2 separate regions of the Mus musculus genome follow, and region 2 is linked to region 1. The links are chromatin loops, found by intact Hi-C in ENCODE. Cell type or tissue: heart. All regions are shown on one strand. Each heading gives the region's core, and the rest is flanking DNA. Links, peaks and the distances in the headings are about the cores only. Region 1 holds the start of Elf2 (E74-like factor 2). Region 2 holds the start of 4930577N17Rik (RIKEN cDNA 4930577N17 gene).

The links. Hi-C counts contacts between places; a loop is a spot of excess contacts. Peaks named below come from ENCODE experiments on the same cell type or tissue, not always from the same donor. Only the 100,000 strongest peaks of a DNase experiment are listed, where the experiment ranks them.
Region 2: a loop joins it to region 1, with 6 times the contacts of the local background. A loop is called at or near these places in 26 of 42 quality-filtered maps.

Annotation. Positions count from the first base shown.
Region 1 is chr3:51,337,469-51,342,843 of GRCm38, forward strand. Elf2 (E74-like factor 2) reads right to left here and starts at 3,176. Exons shown (of 10, transcript NM_023502.2): 1 at 2,946-3,176. In heart, for the core only: no CTCF peak of the experiment used is centred there; DNase peaks (open chromatin) are centred at 3,303 and 3,943; H3K4me3 peaks cover 3,642 bases; H3K27ac peaks cover 3,393 bases.
Region 2 is chr3:51,274,950-51,280,324 of GRCm38, forward strand. All of the region lies in intron 4 of Elf2 (E74-like factor 2), which reads right to left. It overlaps 4930577N17Rik (RIKEN cDNA 4930577N17 gene), which reads left to right and starts at 1,812. Exons shown (of 1, transcript NR_073429.1): 1 at 1,812-3,458. In heart, for the core only: a CTCF peak has its summit at 2,579; DNase peaks (open chromatin) are centred at 1,282 and 2,432; H3K4me3 peaks cover 3,186 bases; H3K27ac peaks cover 2,599 bases.

The DNA of each region.
Region 1 (5,375 bases), core at 236-5,235:
CTTATCAGAAATAAAGTCCTGATACATGCTACAATGTAGGAAAGAATCTTTAAAGTATGCTAAATGAAAGATGTCAAACCTTAAAAATGTGCATTATGATTCCATGATGCACAATAACCAGAGGAAGCAAACACAGGGAAATGAAACAAAATGGCTATTGCCTAGGGCTGGGCCTTCAGGGAGGGACAGTTAATTAGCCCCAAACAGGCTACGGCAAATTTTAGGAGTGGACAGAAAAAAGTATTATAAAGCAAGCCTGGGATAGTCTCAACCCCATTCATTTTTATAGATACTGGATTAGAGTCCCGAGAACAAAACCCTAAGTTTCCTAGGTCTTGTAACACAGCAAGGCTTGTGACTGTAAATAGTGCCCAGTCACATTCTGCTTTAAAAGGAAAATACAGATGAGATAAAAAGAAGAAAGAAAAAAAAATACTGGATTAGCCAGGCAGTGGTAGTGCATACTTCAATCCCAGCACACAGGAGGCAGAGGCAGGCAGATCTCTGTGAGTTCAAGGCCAGCCTGGTCTACAGAGTAAGTTCCAGGACAGCAAGGGGTACACAGAGAAACCTTGTCTCAAAAAAAAACAAAAAAACAAAAAAACAAAAAAAACCCAAAAGACTGGATTATATTCTCAAAATGGAGGAACTATTTTTGATATCATGCCAAAAGGCTGATTTCTTTAAAAATATCACTCCAAGGAGAAATGAAAGCACATCCACACAAAAACTTGCATACAAAAATTACAATAGCCAGGGGTGGAAGCTCAGATCCCTACCAACCGATGAATGGATAAAAATAAGGAAGCCTATCCATAGAGGAGCATTACTCAGCAAAATAATAATAACAGTAATGTGCTGATACATGCCACAACATGCACAAACTTCAAAAACTTTATGCTATGCAAAAGAGGCCATCACAAAAGCCTCCATATTGCACACTTGTACTTACATGAAATACCCAGAACAGGAAAATCCATAAGGGATACAAAGGTCCAGAAAGATGAGAGACAAGTGAGTAATGGCTAACTGGTATGTTCGCTGGGTGGTTAGTGTCTCCGCTGGCAGTACCGAGGACTGAACTCAGAGCCTCCCCCATGCAAAGCAAGCACTGTGCCACTGGGCTACACTGCAGACCCATATGATCTTTTTTTAGGGGTAAAAACATGCTTTAAAATTGAGTTCAGTAATTGTGCAGCTCTGTGACTAAACCTTAAAAACTGAGCTTGTACACTTATAACTGAATGGCATGTGGTTAGTATCTCAATAATGCTGCAACCTCTCCCCATGCCGATCCATTCACCACCACCACCACCACGCCCCCCAAAAAAAGATACACACAACCTGTGAACAGGTAAAATCATCAACCCTGATTTGGTAAACTTACCATTGAAGAAATTTGGGATAAAAAAAAAAAAAAAAAACCCAAAGTTTTCAACTCTGTCGAAACATTTTGCAACTGTTTATGTCTGCGAAGTACAGTGAATAATCCAAGTAAACAAGTATAAAGAGGATAACACTGCCAGGGCGATGGTGCCACACACCTTGAAACCCAGGCACTCCGGAGCCGGGGGGGGGGGGGGGGGGGGGGGGGGGGGGGAAGCTGCATGCTGATCTCTGAGTTCGAGGCCAGCCTGGGTCTACAGTGCAAGTTCCAGAACAACAAAGGCTACACAGAGATTCTACCCTGTCTCGACAGACAAAAAGCAAGCAAACAACCAGCAACAGCAAAGGATAACGTTAAATATTGAGATTTTAAATGTTGAAGACACATCAGACTTCAACTTCTTGTATTTACTGGATGTATCAACTACAGCCACATGCCTTCTATAAATCTTATTCCTAAATCCCTTTAAACATAATTCAACAGTTCCCAGTCTCATACGAAGTCATTCAACACTCTAAAGAAACTGTAACCCACAAATATACAATCTTATCTCAGTAGGGCCCGGATGGACATTGTCCACTAGAGAAAGTGAGCAGTTTGCCTCTCAACTGAGACTTGGAGAAAAAAACAAAAACAAAAGTCTTGAGCTCAGAGGCGCAGTTTTTATTATACTTTCTCACTGTCGGATTAAAGCATAAACCACAGAGTAATGTCATGAACACGAGAAAGATGTTCCAGGGTTACAATGACGCGTCCCCCATCTTATTGATAGAGTACTAAGAACTTAAAGAAAGGGTATACAGCTGAGAACGTGGTTCCCATAAGGACAGTCCACCAAGTTGGTCCGTGGGTTATTTTTCCGTCCTTTGCTGACAGAGTAAAAATGTCCCACTAAAGTCTTGAGTGGGTCCGGCCGCCGCGCGCAGCGCCGCTGAGGCAGAATCGGTACCGAGGCGCGCGGGGCGCCCACGACACTCTCCGCGAGATGCCCTAAGGGCCAGCACCGCCGGCGGAGGACCCCGGAGGAGACTCTGGACCTAGGCGCTTCCAAGAGCCCCAGGGTTTTTTTGTTGTTTTGTTGCAAACACAGATAGTGATCGCAGCCTGGCTCCCCGGGGAACCAGGAGAAGGCGGCGACGGAGGGCCGGCGGAGAGTGAGAATAAAAGAACGGCGGAGTACAACCTGTCGTGCCCGCCCCGGCGGCGGGGAGCAGGCCCGACGGCGACGGAAACTGCCGCCCGGGACGCGCTGCCCCGGCAGCCCGGCCGCCGCGCGATGACTGGCGCCGCGAGGTAAACAGCGCGCGCCGCGGTCCCTCGGCGCCACGACCGTTGCCCCGGGCCGCTCCGGTGCGGGCTCCCGCCCTGCCCCCAGCTCCGCCGGTGTCACCGCCCCAGCCTCCGGAAAGCCCCTCCGCCGCCGCCCGAGCAAACAACACAGGCGCGGGGCGGGGGCGCCCGGGAGGAGGCGACACTCGGGACGGCCGGGCTGGCTCGCCGCGCCCTCCCTCTCCCTCCCGCTCGCTCCCGCCGGCCTCCGCCGTCCCCGCGCTCTTACCTGCTCTCCCTCCACGTCGCCGAGTCCCTTGCCCTTCCCTCAGGGCCGCAGACCGGCCGAGACGCCGCAGCCGCCCGCCGTTGGCCCGGCGTCCTGCGGGAAGCCGAGGGGGCCTCCCCTGGCCACCGCGCGAGCCGCTCCGCACCACAGGACGAGACAAAACCGCGCTGCGCCCCCCGCGCGCGCCACCCTACAGATCCCCCCCAACCGCCGAGGCGACGGCGGCGACACAGCCGGGCGCGGGGAAGCTGCGGCCGGCCCCCGCCCTCCGCACCCGCCTCGGCTCCTCCCCCTCGGCCTCCTGCCGCCGCCACCAGGACACTGGAGTCCGCCTCCCCCACCCGGCCGCTCCGCGCGCTCCTCCCTCCCCGCGCGCCGCCGGGGGAGGCGACACCGCCAGTCACCGCAGCGCCTGTCAAACCGGGCCGGCTATTTATACTCCCCACCGCCCTCGGGCCCCCCGCAGCCCGCCTCCTGCGCTCTCGAATCCCGCCCTCTTCTCAGCGCCCAACTTCGCCCGAACCCGCCTGCTCAGGTGGAGACGCTCGCCACTCGTCCCGCTCCGCGTCCCCGGGGCTTCCCCACTCCCCCACGTCGCGCGCTGCACTGCGCTGCGGACGCGGGACCAGCGCGTGGGGACGGCGGGGCCGCGCGTGCACCTGCAGCCCGGCCGGGACGACACGCGCACCTCTTGGGCCACTCTCAGGTCTTTGCTGTCACCCCTCATCACCCCCCTTCCAACTCCGGACTCCCCTCCCAAGACCTCCAGGGACCGCTCTGCACTCGTAGATTAAGCATTAGGGAAGTGAGCGATTGCAAAATAAAACTCTTGTCAGCCCGGGTGTTCAGAGTCCCCGCGCGTCTCCCGGGCTCCGCGGATGGTGGCGGCGCTGGCGGGCAGGAGCGCGCGGCCCGCCCCACCCGGCCACTGACGCACGTGGCGCCCCGCCCCGCCCGTTTCGCGGCCCGGGGCGCCGCCCGCTCCGCCTCCCAGCTCGTCCACCCCGGACCCCGCCCCGTTCCCAGAAATTACCACCGCCCAACGGCCCGGCTGCGCGGCGGTTGGTGCCCGCGGTGGCCGGCGGGCGGGCGGCCCAGCGCGCAGCTGCGGAGCGCGGCGGGCGGCCCCCGTTCGGGGGGGTCCCGGGGAGCCGCGACCGCCCGCCCCAGTCTTTGTCGCTTCTAGTCCCGTCCGCCTCCGAGAAGTAACTCAAGTCCCGAGATCTTCAGAGCCAGGGTGAAGGAGCGCGTGTGTGTGGAGGAAGAGTATCTTGTTCCAAGTGTCCACGAATTGGGGAAAAAAAAGGGGCGAAGCCAGCGGGAGCTGCAGGCTTCTGGTTTGCACACTTTCACACAAAGGGGAGCCTCTGAGCAGGGCACTCTCACGCGCCTTCCAGGGCACAAAAGCCAATGACACGGTGCCCGGGATGTCCTGCGTTTGCAGCGGCTCGCTAATGGTCTTTCTTAGGCGCAGTTATGCATGCTAGGTCTCTTCCCCCAAGCACCACCACCATTCCCCGCCGCCGCGGAATGTATTTGTTTCTTTAACAAAGAGCATCGGTTGTCCCGGTGCGCGCGGGGGCCGATCCTGCTGGGCTCTGACTCCTGCAGGCTCCCTGGGGGAGCCCCAGCACTTGGAACAGCATACACCGGGTTAATTTCTGGACTCCAGCCTGACTGTTGATGTTCTACAACCAGTTTTTACAAGAACGAAATACTGAGCGGTGTGATGGCTGTGGAGATGAACGTGGGAACCGTGGAAATGACCCTAGAATGGGGCTCAAATGTGAAAGGCATGCCAGAGGTTGCTCTGTTGTTTTAAGTCCCTGCCGAACATTAGAATTTAGCCTCAGTTTTAAAAGCTGTTACTGCCTAGTTGGGTGCTTCTTTCTTAAAAAGCAACCAAAAAAAAAAAAAAAAGCCGTTTTCACTCTGAAATGTATTAGAAATTTGCATTAGCCCAATGGCTAATAAACGATCCTCTTAACTTCGGGTTGGCATCACTCTGAACTACAAAAATGAAGTCTTGATAACTTTAAGACCTTAATACGTACATAACAGAGTACTGCACGCACAGCATCCGTTATAGAGGATGGTGTTTATATCCTGTTTATTATAAATGATTACTTACAGAGCCACTGCCCGCTTTGACACTTTCTGAGTAAGAATACTGAGTCTCTCTTGCGTGGCAGGAGTTGCTTTCTTTAGTTAGAGACAAATGTTACAATAGGGAACTTCCTATTCCTATTAGCTACTTTGAGAAGAAATGTTTTGCCACATTTCCCATCCAGGGTAAGATGGAAAGTCCCAGGCGAAGAACTTACTGTTCTCTCGGCTTTTTCACTGTTCTAAGCATGCTTGCACTTTGAAATGTAGGTCTGAGTTAGAGAGACAGCTCAGCAGCTGAACAGTACCTACTGATGTACTGAT
Region 2 (5,375 bases), core at 326-5,325, 62 kb before region 1:
AGAGCGGGTGTAGCCCTGAGGTAAAGCATCCTGCCCAGCTTGCTGGAGGCCTGGTCCAGATCCTCAGCCCTACAAGCAAGAATGCCTATAAAAAGGTAGGAACACTGACTTCCAATGTGCACTCCCAGCGCATTATCTACAGGCCACATTCAGTTTTAGTGGTAGTTCTAATAGCTCAGGCAGAGAAAAGAAACCTATCACTTGTGAAGTTAAGTCCTCTTACTCTACAGTGTTTCTCAAGGTTCTCACTGCAGAAACTGTGCAATGGTTCTCTCATAAGTATTCACATGAATTGGAAATAACATCTTTAGGCTTATTAAGCTTCTGTCTAAGTATTTATGAGCACCATATGTGTGTCCATGGTGTTTAGAAGAGGGGTTGTATCCCCTGGAACTGGAGTTACAGGTGGTTGTGAATGTGGGTGCTGAGAACTGAACCCAAGACCTCTGCAAGAGCAACTCTGCAAGAGCAACAAGTGGTCTTAACCGAGGAGCATCTCTCCTGCCCCAAACAGTATCTCTTTAACTATACACACTCGACACTCAAAACACCACTAACCCAACATAAAACTGTACACTAATTCATACTGATCAATGGACTGACTTTAACAAGGACCCAAGTTCCATTATGTTCCTCTCCTTCAGTAAAAGTTCCTATTCAAAAAGGCATTTAAACGCTGCTCAATAAATTGTGATTTCCCTACTTTTGAAATGTGTAAAATATGCCTCAGCCAAAACACACTATTCAGCGTTATTGTTATATAGCACATGCAGTTCTATCAGTCCAGATTTTATTTATATTTAAAGTTCCGTTAAATTTAGAGATAAACATAATTTTTCCTCCAAACCGAACTGCTTTGTCCACCAAACTACCAATTTCAAGATCCCTAAAAACAATAGGTGCAAAAAGACTGTTCTGATCTTTTACAGCACTACCGTTTGGTTACAATTTCTCATCTTCCAATCCGACATCGATGGAGATGTGAAACAGAACCAGAGGAGGGACCGCATGCGCTTATAATTTCGGTAAGCAACAGTGTTCGAGCAGTGCCACATCGACCCGAGGCCCTCGCTGCGCTGTCTGCTAGCAAGTAAAGCTGCTTTTTCTATGTAACTTAAGTCCGTGCCCTTCCGCTGCAGCAGTGGCGCAGCACATCCCCCACCCCCGCGGCCACTTCCGTGTTTACACTCCTCTTCCCTCCAATTCCATGCGTACATTGTCAGCTTCACTCCCGCCCAATCTTCATTGGCCCGGCTCGGGCCCGTGGTCCCGCCCCCAGAAATCAACGTTCTTATTTGGAACAGCTCAGGGCGCAGATTGGAACCTCGGGCCTGTCAATCGCGCGCGTTCTGTCCTCTCCCAGGCGCTTCCGCTATGGTGGGAGGTTTGGGGGAGGGGAAAGGGGGCAATGCCGAGCCGAGACTTCCCCGGGGCCAGGACGCCCTCCCGCCCGCCCCGCTCCCCGCTTTCATCTTACTGTGGACCAAAATAAACGTCCCCCTCCGCTGTCCCGCAGCCCCGGGCCGGCTGCGCGGAATACACCCGGTGTCCTTCCCGTCCACCCTCAGTCACCCGCCCCACGAGGGAAGGAAGGGCAGCAGCCCGGTTCCCCCACGGCCGCCGTTAGCCGCGGCGGGGAGGTGCCGGGTCGGCGGCGTCCCACTCGGCACCGGGAAGTGGCCTCGGGACCGTTACTCGGGCGCCGCTCCGGGAGGGACGAGGCGGGAGGCCGGGCGGGCGCGTTTTGGCGGGTAGCGCCCGGGGGGGCCGCGGCGTCCATGCGGAAGTGGCGGCTATAGGAAGTGAGAGGCGAGGGCGGCGGGCGGCCAGCGCCCCCGGCCGCGGGCAGGGGCGGCCCTCTCGGCCGGACAGCGTGGCAGGCGGCGGGGACAACAGCTCCGCTCACTTCCTGGTTCCCCGGCAACTGGGGCGAAGCGCGCAACTCGCCCGCGCCGACTCCCCAACTTAGCCGCGGCTCCGCGCCCGGCCCCTGCCGCTGCCGCTGCTGCGCCGCCGCCGCCGCCGCTCTCCCCGGAGCGACAGCCCGGATCCGAGGCAGGTTACTCTCCAAGGTGATCACTTCCTGATTTGTCGCCTCCATTACTTCATTCACTCCCCCCTCTCCGCGGCCGCCCGGCTGCCGGAGACGGACACCGGACCCGGGGCGCTGACCGCCCCGGGGGACGCTCCCCGCCCGCCGGGCGCCCCCTCGCCCGCTGCACCGATGCACGGGAGAAAAGTTCCCCTGTGCTTACCGGCCCGGATGAGCAGATCCAGCTGGTTCGTGGGTCCCTCATGCAGAGACGTCGCCATGTTTATCCCGGGGCTGGAACTGCTGCTTCACATTGACTTACACCCTGAGCGGCGGCGACAGGGGAGAAGGCGGAACCCGCGGCCGGAGACACACGCCGTGCGGGCGGCACACACTCACGCACTCGCACACACTCCGACGCCCGGATCCTTGCGCGTCCTCCGACAGGAAGCGGCGGCCGGCCCGCCTCCCGCCGCCGGGCTCAGCAGCCCCACCACCTAACGGCAGGGGCGGCGGCGGCCCCGGCTGGCAACGCGATCCTTCCGCCCCGCGCCCAGACAGGAAGTCAGTCCCGGGCGCCGGCAGCCGGCGGCCGCACGGACACCTGAGGCTGGGGAGCCGCAGGCCGCCCTCGGGGACGCGGGCCTCGCCTCGGCAGGAAGAGGCGCGCTTCACGTTCTGCGGAAGCGAAGTCTGCAAATGTCCCCTCTGGAAAAGAGCCATGAATCAAATTTTTCTTCCTAGAAAAGACCTCATACCTAGTCCCGCAGCTGTACACGGAGGTGGCTTTTTAACTTGGGTTGGCCTTCCCGGCGCTTATGCAACATACAATCAGTTCAGTCGAAAGAACTGCACTTTAAAAAACTTGTACCTAGAAAATATTCTAGAAGCATCACTAAGGAAGTCAGGAGTCTCCAACTACTTCAAAAACTGACTTGGTCCTGTCTTCTCGACAGAAGTCAGAGTACACTAGACAGGTAATTAGTAAACAGAAAAGAGCCGCCCGGCAGCCTCGGGGAGACTGGAGTCGCTGGGTTTGCTGGTCATGAAATTCGTGTGCCCTCTCTTGTATTTGCTTGACTTGGACAAATGAACGTATTCGTTCATAGCTTAAAGATATCTTCAGACAGCTTTTAAAAAACTCGTTTACCTTGAAACTGGCCTTACAAATACACACTGTAACAGGAAAGGAAAATAATGGCCAATTAGTGGCTATAAATTAGTGGAAATACAGGGAATAAGACCTAATTAAATGCCTTGCCTGTTTCAGAATTTCTTAACATAAAAACTGAAATAAAATGTCATTCCGAAGTTATTTGACACACGTTTTATGTAAAATGCACCTCCAATACATTTTATTCTTCGTTCAATAAAAGTTGCTGAATAAAAAGTAATCATCTGTAATGGTAGGGTTACAGATTTTATCTCAATTAACTGCATATAAATAAAGTTTGACAGTAATATAACGCGATATGGTTTTATAAGTTTACCCAGCACCATTAGATGGGTTTACCTAAGACTGCCAAGCATAGGTCAAAAGGAGTCAGCTAACTGATAGCTTTTATTTTTTTCTACTATCATTTTGAAATAAGAATCTCCCATTGACAGGCAGCATCTTTTAACAGTTTCTGTATCAAGAAAGATAAGGAATGCCAAAGGGTAATTGGATGGCTGTAGGCAGATCAATGAAACCGATAACAAATCAGAATTTCTGCTCCAGTAGCACATTTTCCATGTATTCTATTTAGTAAGGAAATGGAAACCGAAGGGGTGTGTGTGGTGTGTAGGTGGTGTGTAGGTGACAAGTCAATGGCTTAAGGACAATAAAACAGATTTCTCAATATAGGACCAGCTTGAAGTCTGACAACTTAGCTGACTGCATTTTAGGTATCTCGGAGGCAACGTGTATGTGTATAAGCTTGCGTGTGTGTGTGTGTGTGTGTGTGTGTGCTTTGCTGAATGTACACCCTGATTATCTGCATCATTGTCTGACTTACATTTAAGCACCTAGAGAATAGAAGCTACATATATCCTTGCATAATAATTTATATACATAACATATGTACAGAGAAAATAATGCAAAAACACTGGAAAACACAATATCTCTGTACATTTAGAACATATGAAAGCACAATGCCTCTAATCTTAAGGCAAGTCTACCCTGCCTTAAAAACAGGCTTTCGAAAGCCAACACTTTACTGCGAATAATAAGTAGAATGGCCTGCTACTAGAATGTATACAGGTACAAACTGGCAATATGGCATTTATCAAGAATCTAATATATATCCTTATGAATACACAAGCACATTTGCATTTTTTCAAGTCTCCATAATCAAACAGTTATAAGCAGAATTTAACTAAGTATAAATACACAGCTTTTATAATATATACCTTAAAATAAACTCATTCTGCTAATAAAACTATAGAAAGACAATACTGTATAAAAATTACTTATAAGTCCTGGCAGAGCAGAGAAACCAAGTAATCCTAACCTTACCTCTCACCAAATAAAAGCCTGTGTGCTAAGTACTTTCTTTACTTTCTTATATTCTGCCTACATCCCCACACAGCAGACATTACTGTTCCATTCACTGAGTGCTGCAGGAGCTCAGGCTCCTCGCTTAAATAACTACAAAAGGGTCAGAATTTGAACCCAGATACCAAATATTCTTAACCTCACGCCAGGAACAAGAGTAACATCCTACTTCTGTCATAAAATTTTCTCATTACAGTTTCTTTTTTATAGCTCCTCCTCAAGGATATGTAGCTTAATCCTGCTCTCCCTGGACAAACAGAATAAAGCTGAAGTGGCTGGGACAGGACCCTAGAAGGAGGACACTGTCAGCTCCAAGTCTGCAAAGCCAGACAGTGGGCAGGAATAAAGGGACTCAGGACCCTGCCAGCGCTGTGTGCAGCACCATGAGCTGTCTGGGAGACAGCTCTAAGCAAGTCTTGAAATGAAAACCCAACTGATAAGACTGCAGCCTCGTGGAAGAACCCACGGACCACACATCAGAGCCACACACCTCAAAATCTGTGTGGGGTAGTAAATAGTTGGCTTTGGTTTTTTGGGGTTTTTTTGTTTTCTTTTTTGAGACAGATTTCTCTTTGCAGCCCTGGCGATCCTGGATTCGTTTTGTAGGCCAGGCTAGACTTGAACTCACAGAGACGCACACGCCTCTTCCTCCTGAGGACTGGGATTAAACACGCATCACCACACCAGGCAACAGTTGGCATTGTAAATGCAAAACTGGGGCGGGGTAGTTTGTTAAAAGTAATAATAGAAGGGCTGGGTTAAAATTATATTCTCCAAACCAATTCTTTGAATCAAGCCTTTTTGCTG